Linked DNA regions of Homo sapiens: region 1 is linked to region 2. Evidence: chromatin contacts called from ENCODE Hi-C or POLR2A ChIA-PET data. All regions are on one chromosome and are shown on one strand. Each heading gives the region's core, a stretch centred on a gene start or an enhancer-like site at or near the end of the contact. The rest is flanking DNA. Distances are from core to core; before and after follow the strand shown.

The links. Hi-C counts contacts between places; a loop is a spot of excess contacts on that map. ChIA-PET counts read pairs that join two places held with the same protein, here RNA polymerase II (POLR2A). Pooled maps may share reads with other maps.
Region 1: a pooled map shows a loop between it and region 2 (4-fold over the local background). The contact joins the promoter of C16orf92 here to the promoter of ALDOA in region 2. A Hi-C loop is called at or near these places in 1 of 168 maps with a recorded cell type or tissue (endothelial cell of umbilical vein) and 7 of 50 pooled maps. POLR2A ChIA-PET finds 5 or more read pairs at or near these places in 24 of 52 experiments (A549, BJ, CD4-positive, alpha-beta T cell and 19 more).

The regions. Positions count from the first base shown.
Region 1 is chr16:30,020,019-30,024,723 of GRCh38, reverse strand. It overlaps C16orf92 (chromosome 16 open reading frame 92), which reads right to left and starts at 1,526. Exons shown (of 4, transcript NM_001109659.2): 1 at 1,320-1,526; 2 at 839-997; 3 at 638-725; 4 at 20-518. The coding sequence starts at 1,383. The coding sequence ends at 497. TLCD3B (TLC domain containing 3B) reads left to right here. Exons shown (of 5, transcript NM_031478.6): 5 at 1-297. It also overlaps a transcript of DOC2A not described here.
Region 2 is chr16:30,062,428-30,067,257 of GRCh38, reverse strand. It overlaps ALDOA (aldolase, fructose-bisphosphate A), which reads right to left and starts at 1,498. Exons shown (of 10, transcript NM_001243177.4): 1 at 1,331-1,498; 2 at 220-373; 3 at 1-24. The coding sequence starts at 360. It overlaps LOC112694756 (uncharaterized LOC112694756), which reads right to left. Exons shown (of 14, transcript NM_001365304.2): 5 at 3,010-3,529; 6 at 2,753-2,834; 7 at 1-24. The coding sequence ends at 3,416. RefSeq lists silencers at 1,181-1,360, 1,401-1,670 and an enhancer at 1,667-2,447.

The DNA of each region.
Region 1 (4,705 bases), core at 277-2,776, 43 kb after region 2:
CTCTCCAGGGTAGGCCAGCTTGAGGAATCTTATTTATTTTATTTATTTACCCAAATTTGAACTAGTCTGTTGGGTTGGGGGAAGGAGGTGGCTGCTACCCCCAAGCCTTCCCAGTGCTGACAACCCCGGGGGCAGGCGAGGGCGCCCAGTCCCTCACCATCGGCTGCACATCGCGCCCTCGGGCCCTGCCATGTCCCTGGTGCTACTGACCTCTCAAGGCTTCCTCCAATCTGGGGTCGGGGGACCCTGGGAGGTGCTTTACAGACCGCTAATAAAAGACGATCTGCGTGAACGCCACCAAGGCCCTTGCCACCAAGTTCTTTGGGGCTGGGAAGGGAGGAGGTGGGGGGCTTGGGCCATGGGAAACAGAGGGGACAGGATCCCCAGCTGCTCGCTGGGCAGTCAGGGAGGAGGAAAGCAGGGAACTTTTGCTCATCAACAGGAGAGGAGGTGGGTGTGGGTGCTCAGGTTGAGTCCAGAGCCCTTGTCCGGCTCTTTAGGCCCCTTTCTGGAAGTTTCTGTGGGGCATGGAGATCAGAGGGGAGAGGTCACAGCCTGCCCCGCTAGAACTGGGGTCTTCAGCCGCTCCCAAGGAAGGTGGTGGTGGGTGGGGTTGGAGAAAGGGGGCAGGCCTTACATGTGGGTGCAGAACTGGAAAAGGAGAAAGAAGAACGCCACCACCAGCAAGCCCACCAGGATGTGATGGAAGAGCCCGGGGCTGGAACCTGCTAGACAAACAGGACCCTTAACTCCCCTCTGATGGCCCAATGAAGGGTCTGGGGCTGCTCTCCTCCAGACCCTGGCGGGGAGGGAGGTCCCTTCTCAAGCTGGTTCATACCTGAGTTAATGAACACGATGGGTTTCTCTCCAATAAACTGGGCCACAGCCAGCAGCCTGGCTTGGTCTGAGTCCGGATAATCGAAGAAGTCAGGTCTGTCTAAGAAGCGCGGAGACTCTGTCCCCAGGGCTGACGCCGTGGCACGCTTGGGTCTGGGTGCTAGGACCCAAGCAAACTCTGTGACAACAGCCAAGCTGACCCCTGCCTTTATCTCTCGAGGCGGAAGCTGACTTGGGACCCTGTGAGACCACCCAGCCTTATTGCAGAGGCTGTGGAGGGTCTTGATTTCCCTCAGGGTCAGCTGGGTGCACCACGACAAGGCTCGCGGTTGTTGGGGGGTAGGTGGGACCAGCAGGATGGGAGAGAAGAGTGGAGAGAAAATGAGAGGGTGCAGGGTTGGCTTCCGAGTCCCTAAGTGGGCATCACACTTTATGCTCCCAGAGCTGCCTGCCTTCCTGCTGCTCCCAAGACAGCTTCTTACCAGTTTCTATGGCCCCTAGTGCAGCCAGCCACACCCACACCAGCACCCATGGCCACAGCCTCATGACTCCTATCATGAGGTGGGGGCTCTGTGATGTCACAGCCCAGAGCTGTTCTGATGGCACTTTGGGGTGAGGGGAGAAAGTGCTAGGAGCTGGGACCCCTCCCCCATCCCTCACTCTCATCAGAAGAGGAGAGGAGAAGAGAGGTTGGGACCAGTCTTCACCCCCTGGAATGTCGCTGATGATAAAACCATAATGGTGGCAGCCCCAGCATTTACAAAGAGGAGGGATGCGGCACGGCCATCTTGCTGAAAGCCCGAACTAAAGGAAGCTGTGTTTGGACAACAGGCACAATTTGGGGTGGTGGCACAGGGCCACACACCTCCGGTTACCCCTTGGATCAACCACAGGTAACATTTGTTTTATTTATTTTCATTTTTTTGGAGACAGGGTCTCTGTCTGTCACCCAGGTGGGAATGCAGTGGCGCCATCTTGGCTCTCTACAGCCTCTGCCTCCTGGGTTCAAGTGATTCTCTTGCCTCAGCCTCCTGAGTATCTGGGATTACAGCTTTGGATAAATCCCTTCCTTTTATCTGTCTGCCACCACACCCGGCTAATTTTTGTATTTTTAGTAGAGACAGGGTTTCACTATGTTGGTCAGGCTGGTCTTGAACTCCTCACCTCAGGTGATCTGTTCGCCTCGGCCTCCCAAAGCGCCCGGCCTATTTTATGTATTTTCAGAGACAGGGTCTCACTCTGTCACCCAGGCTGGAGTACAGTGGTATGATTACTGCAGCCTTGAACTCCTGGCCTCAAGTGATCCTCCCACATCAGCCTCCTGAGTAGCTGGGACCACAGGCATGTGCCACCATGCCCGGCTAATTTTTGCATTTTTTGTAGAAATGAGGGCTTGCTATGTTGCCCAGGCTGGTTTCGAACTTCTGGCCTCAGGTGATCCTCCAGCTTCGGCCTCCCAAAGTGCTGGGATTACAGGCATGAGCCACCATGCCCAGCAGGTAGCATTTATTGAACACCTATTACTATGCTGGCTGGACCCCATTTATGGCCAAGTACCTTGCACAAATTTGTTCATTTGCTCTTGCACTGACCCTCAGAGGCAGGTACTCTTTTTTTTTTTTTTTTTTTTTTTTTTTTTTGAGATGGAGTTTCACTCTGTCCGCCAGGCTGGAGTGCAGACGCACAATCTCAGCTCACTGCAACCTCCACCTCCTGGGTTCAAGCGATTCTCCTGCCTCAGCCTCCTGGAGTGGGATTACAGGCGCGCACCATCACTGTTCGGCTGATTTTTGTACTTTTAGTAGAGATGGGGTTTCACCATGTTGGCCAGGCTGGTCTTGAACTCCTGAACTCGGATGATCCGCCTGCCTCGGCCTCCCAAAGTGTTGGGATTACAGGCGTGAGCCACCAAGCCCAGCCCAGAGGCAGGTACTCTTGCCTCCCTTATACACGGGAGGAAATCACGGCACAGAGGGGAAAAGTAGTGTGGGCAATGCACACTTCCTGGGGGGGGGGTTCCTCTCTGAGGCTCCCCCTTGCATCCTATCCGCAGATCCAGGGGCACAGGGCTCTCTCCGTCCTCCCCCGCCCCCTCCTTAGTGCTCAGCCGGGAACGACCCTGGGGTTAGGAACCGAGAGGAGTAGCAGGCGTCTCCCACTAGGTGGCAGCAGCGGCCGCGCCTGAGTCCACGCTCCCACCCTAGGAAAGGCGCAGCGGGGCGGACTCCCGGGCCTCCTCCCGCCTCTTCCACAGGTTGCATCCGCGGCTGCAGGAAAACGGATGGCTGGGAATGGCCGTCGGGGGTTGGTCAGAGGAAGTCCCTCGGCCCTTTCCGAGGCACATCTCTTGGCCATCCACGCGTCCTTCGCAGACTCCGCTCCCTGCACCTCCGTTTCCTCTTCTGTGGCCGGCGGCTCCCCCGTGGCCACCCCATCTCCCATCTCTGCCACCTCCCAACAGCCATTTCCACTCCTGCGGCCCCATCCCAGCTAAGGAGAGCGCCCTTCTGATTGGCAGGTGGGCCTGTCTGTCACGGGCATGTTCCATCCCACCCAAGCCCAAGGACACTCCAGGGTTTCCTTAGTTTCACAACGAAGGTGCGTGCTCAGCGGACTCTGCAGACCCAGTGCCGCGACTTCCCCTAAAGCCAGGCGTGTATCTGCGCGTGTGAGGTGCTCTGCCGCAACCCTATGCAGAGAGCAGGTGGGCTAGGACTCGGGGTACTTGCCATGAACCGCTTCGAGTTCCTAAACAAGTAAAAAGCCCAGAGAGAGAAAAAAAGGGGGCAGCGGGGCGGGGGTGGGGAAGGAGGGAAACGAATATCTATGGGACTGGCTCACGTGGGCTGCTTCCCCTGTGCTGCGCTGATGGCTTCCCTTTTTTTGAGACAGGATATTGCTCTATCTGTCACCCAGGCTGGAGTGCAGCCTCGACCTCCTGGGCTCAAGCGATCCTCTCACCTCAGCCTCCCAAGTAGCTGGGACCACAGGCGTGCACCACCACACCTGCCTATTTTTTGTTTTGTTTTGTTTTGTTTTTTAGATGGAGTCTCTGTCTGTTGCCCAGGCTGGAGTGCAGTGGCACGATCTTGGCTCACTGCAACCTCTGCCTCCTTGGTTCAAGCGATTCTCCTGCCTCAGCCTCCCGAGTAGCCAGGATCAAAAGCATATGCCACCATGCCTGGCTAATTTTTGTAGTTTTTTAAAGTAGAGACGGAATTTCATCATGTTGGCCAGTCTGGTCTCAAACTCCTGACCTCAAGTGATCTGCCCTCCGCGGCCTCCTAAAGTGCTGGGATTACAGGCGTGTGCGACTGCGCCCAGCCTACTTCTTTTTTTCTTTGCAGAGATGGAGTCTTGCTATGTTGCCCAGGCTGGTCTCAAACTCCTGGGCATAAGTGATTCTCCCACCCTGGCCTCCCAAAATGCTGGGATGACAGGTGTGAGCCGCCATGCAGATCACTTCTAAGAAAAAGGAAGGGATTTATCCAAAGCCACAAGGCATGTGAGAGGCAGCAGAAGGGACTCAGTAATGTGGTTTTTGGGCCAGGCGCGGTGCTCACACCTATGATCCCAGCACTTTGGGAGGCCAAGATGGGTGGATCACTTGAGGCCAGGAGTTCGAGACCAGCCTGCCCAACATGATGAAATCTCCTCTCTACTAAAAATCCAAAAAAAGGCTGGGCGCGGTGGCTCACACCTATAATCCCAGCACTTTGGGAGGCCGAGGCAAGTGGATCACCTGAGGTCAGGAGTTCAAGACCAGCCTGACCAATATGGTGAAACCACGTCTCTACTAAAAATACAAAAATAAGCCGGGTGCGGTAGCATGCGCCTGTAGCCCCAGCTACTCGGGAGGCTGAGACAG
Region 2 (4,830 bases), core at 249-2,748:
CATGGTGCTGGTAGTAGCAAGTTCCTGGATACAGGAAACAGAGGGGAAGGACTAGTTAGCTAGGGTTTCCCATCATCTCCCGATGACCAGGGCCCCTCTCCTGGAGGTCAGGGAAATGTTCCCTACCTCCCCTGCCCCACACCCAGCAGGCCCTGGGGCACTTCTGGTCCCCAGCTCTCTCTTACGCCCAACTTCCCTTTGCTAGGCCTGCCCCTGTACCTTTCCTAACTCTGTCTGGTGCTGGGTGTTGCCCAGCTGAGGGTGGAGTTGCCCACTGGCAACTGGGGGAAAGGAAAAGGCCATAGCCATGGACAGGTGGGTCATGTTGAAGCTGGACCCTTCTGGCTTGCGCCTTGCCATGGGGTCACCTTGCCTGAAAACAAAACCGAACCGGAGTATTTTAGAATGTAAAGATCGTGAATCAAGCAGAGGGCCCAACACCCTCGTGGGAAAGGGCCCAGATATGGGAAAGGTCTGTGCTTCAAGCCACACAGCAACCCCGGAGCCAGATCTGAGATTAGAACCCAGCTCTTCTGACTGCCACTGGGGTGTTCCTTCCAATCCCCTCAAGATCCCAGGGCTGGCCCGGGCTCCAAGGCTTCAAGGACATCCCAAGGTCAGGCTTTTCCCCACAAGGGAGGGGGCGGGTGGTAGGAAAGGGGCATTAGGAAAAATATAAGAGAGCAAGGAGAAGCCCAGGAAAGGGCGGCGGAACAAGCCCTAGCCCGAGGCGAGGAAAGCGGTAAGCTTTGCCATCGTCACTGTTCCTACGGGGCAAGAACGTGGAGGAGCAAGCGCCTTCCCCTGAAAAATGCTCCCGTCGCTTCGCATGGCTGCAGCTGTTCCGGGCTCAGAATCAAGGTCGCCCGATAAGGAGAGACAGGGAAAGTGTTAAGGGGGCATCAAGCACCGCGGAGGGGTTTCCCTCCTCGCGAAGGGCGCCCCGTTTCCCAGGACAGAAACCAAGCTCCCACTTGCGAGAACCCTGGGGCTGTACATGGGCCGGCCCCCACCCCTCACTGCCTCTTAGGATCCCCGCCAGGGCTAAGGGGCCCTAATCCTTTGCCACAGGGGTCCCTGCAAGAAAAGGGGGAGAATGGTCCTTCATCTCGTCCGGCTTCCTCCCCCGCCATGACTCAGCGCGCGCAGCCGCTGCATTGCGCAGTTAGAGGACCTCAGGCTGGAGGGGCCGGGGAGCCTGTGTGTGCCTGGTAGTGGGGAGACGCTGGCATGGGATGGGGGAGGCCTCCACGCGGACGCCCAACCCGCCACTGCCCCCAAGATCCCTCTCCACGGTCCCTGGTCCCCGCACGTGAAGAGGGGCGCTCACCTGGCACAGGAGAGGGGCGGGTGTGCAGGGTGCGGCGGCAGAGGGCGGCGGGCTGGCGAGTGGATTCAAGGAGAGAACGCGGGACTCGTCACCAGGACCCCTTCTGCGGCGCGTTCCGAGAGGAACGCAGCCGATTTAGCCTCGGAAGGGGCGGCGCAGGAGGCGGGCAGGCGGAAGGCGGCGCCCGGCCTTTTAAAGGCACCACTCCGCCCTCCGCCGAGCTTTTTCCTTTACGAGGAGCGGGCGGCGTCCAATGGCAGGCGACGGACTGGGCTACGGGCCGCCCCCGAGAGGCGCAGCCCAGAGGCCGCGCTAGGAAGGGGCGGGCGCCGAGAACACGATCCCTCCCCACCCCCCTCGGACGTGACTCGGACCACATCCCGCGGGTCGCTAGGGCCCTCCCTTCTGCTCCTTTCCCCCAGCCTGGCGCGCTCTGGGGCGCCGTGACTCAGCCAGAATGTTGGCAATGGGGGAGGGCGGAACGGGGAAGTGGAGGACGCGGATGGAAAAGTCGGAAACGAAGGAAGCTGAGTTTCGCCTCCCAGGCCCAGCGCGCGCGGCCCGGGGCCGCCCCAGCTTCCGGTCTTCGCGGCTGCAGCGCGTGTCACCATAGGGGCCACATCGCGCAGTCGTGCGTTAGCCTGCCTCGCCCGCGGGCTGAATCGGCGCGGAGCCGACACCCTGTCACTGGCCCAGGCGTAAGGGAGGCGGAGGAAAGGGCATCGAGAGGACACGCAGGGAGCGCGAGAAGGCGGCGGAACTAGCGGCGCGCGGAGGCGAGACCTCCCCATCCGAGTTCCAGGCTGGCAGGCCGGGCTGGGTCGCGCATGCGTGCGCGCTCTCCGCCGGGCCGCCGCAGCCAGGCTGGTAGTCCTCTGCGCCACAGAAAACCAGAATGCGCGGCTATGCACCGGCCGCTGCTCGGCCTCTGGCATGCGGGGTCACAGTTCCTGCCAAACGTCTTCCTTGAGCCTGACTTCCTTCTCCAAAAGAAAATCCGTCCCCGAACTGATCTGCCTCCCAGATGCTGAGCCCCCTGCTCCTATCGTCCAAATCTCCCCTCCTCACCTGGACCCCATCTGGACCCTGTTGGCCCAACCCCAACCCCATCCCCACCCCGGCCCGGTCCTGCAAGGGGCCCACCTGCGGCGAGGCCGAAGGAGCCGGCAGAGCCTGGTCAGCAGCGAGTGAGCTAGGGGTTCCCGGGCTGGTTATAAGGCAGCTCCTGCCCGCCCCACATGTGTCCCCGATCTTCTCTAATGACCCCTGCCCTTTTCCCGCCACGGATCCTCTGGCAGGGACCTATATTTAGGGAAACCTGAAGCCCCTGACATTCACACTATCGTGGGGCCCGGCATGGGGGAAGGGGGAGGAAGACTTGGGTCGGCCCTATTGATGGGGAGGGAGCCCCTGCCCACTCACCGGTGCTTCAGAGGAAATTCTTCCTTGGAAATCCAGACGGAGGCCCTTGGTTGTCAAGAGAAATAAATCTTTGGCCAGGGACCTGTGGGAAGGAAAGGGGTGAGGGGACTCGGATCACGTGGCCTCCCTGCCACCCTCCCTGGCTCCTTCTCTAATCTCCCTCCTCCCTTGACTCCCTGCGGTGATGGTGGCTGTTCTGATTCTCTGGAGCCCTGGTTTTTTTTAAGAAGGAGAGTAGATACTGGCACTACACTCACCTCCTAAAATAACGGAGAGTCCGTGGACGGAGTGTGGTTGAGGCACCCCTGCGTACCCGGTACTCAAGGGCCAGACTCCTCCTATAACACTTGTGTGTGGTGAGCAGCGCCACCCCCCTGCCCAACTTCAAATAGAATCGTTGACGTGTGGAGGGGAAGGGAAGCCAGGGCACCTGCCCGAGCACTAGCCCCTCTCTTTTCTGGCCCTCCAGAGGAGCTGCCGTCCAGCCGGCCAAGAGTCCTGCCCTGCAGGGAGCCAGGCCCTGCGCTGCCACTTCCAGTTCCCAGGCCTGGGTGCTCGGCAGGCCATCTGTGGTTCCAGTGGCGTGGGGAAAGGCTCTTCAGGGAGGAGGGCACATGGGCCCTGGGGGCTGGCCGCTCCCCAGAGGGCAGGGGCCCTGGGTCCTCATCGGAGCTTGATCTCGAAGCAGAGACAGTTGAGGCTCTGGCAGTCGGGGAGCTGGCACGTACAGGCACAGTCGCAGAGTGGGCAGCAGCGGGGGCAGCGAGGTGCCCAGTCCTGAGGGAGGAGAGAGAGGGTTGAGGGAGGTGGGATGGGGCCACGTCTGTTGCTCTCTAAGGGGAGAAGGGAACAGAGAGGCCTGGGAAATCTCACTTGCCCAGTGGAACAGAGGGTACTGTCCATCATTCCCAGGAACAGTGCAATTCCCTGTGCTGTTGAAAAATCAGCAGTGAGTCCTTGTTCTGAACAACTGAGTTCAGAAGCTAGAAGCAATGATTCAGGGTTCTCTCCTTCCCATTTTATGGGTGAGGAGACTGAGGACCAGAGAGCAACTGGCCCTGGGTCCCGTGCTAGAATTTGGGCCTCCCGGTGTCAAGCTCAAAAGATGGTTCTGCTACAGTCCCGGGGTCTGTGCAGTTGAGGCAGTAGACAGAGAAAGCACACACATTTTTCTGTCCATCATGAAAATGACTTGTGGGCTTTATGGACTTCTTCAGCATGAGACCAAAATAGAGGGTCTCATTCACCATTTTTGAGCATCTACTCTGTGCAACGAACAGACCGCATTCATGAATGATTTTAAAAATCTTTACAGGTATCTTTGAAAATGGCAATTTACCTATTTTTAATTTTTTTTTTTTTTTTGAGACAGGGTCTCACTCTGTTGCCCAGGGTGGAGTGCAATGGTGCGATCTTGGCTCACTGCAACCTCCACCTCCTGGGTTCAAGTAGTTCTGCCTCAGCCTTCTGAGTAGCTGAACTACAGGCGTGAGCCACCACACCCAGCTAATTTTTGTATTTGTAGTAGAGATGGGGGTTTCACCATGTTGGTCAGGCTGGTCTCGGAACTCCTGGCCTCAGATGATCCACCTGCCTCAGCCTCCCAAAGTGCTAAGATTAAAGGAGTGAGCAACTGTGCCCGGCCATTTTTTTTTTTTTTTTTCCGAGATGGAGTTTCACTCCTGTTGCCCAGGCTGGAGCACAATGGCGTGATCTCCACTCACTGCAACTTCCACCTCTGGATTCAAGCGGTTCTCCTGCCTCAGCCTCCCAAGTAGGTGGGATTACAGGCATGTGCCACCACACTTGGCTAATTTTGTATTTTTAGTAGAGACAGGGTTTCGCTATGTTGACCAGGCTGGTCTTGAATTCCTGACCTCAGGTATCTGCCCGCCTTGGCCTCCCAAAGTGCTGGGATTACAGGCATGAACCACCGTGCTCGGCTCATTTTTTGTACTTTTTTTTTTTTTTTTTTGAGACGGAGTCTCGCTCTGTTGCCAGGCTGGAGTGCCATGGCGCGGTCTCGGCTCACTGCAACCTCCGCCTCCTGGGTTCAAGCGATTCTCCTGCCTCAGCCT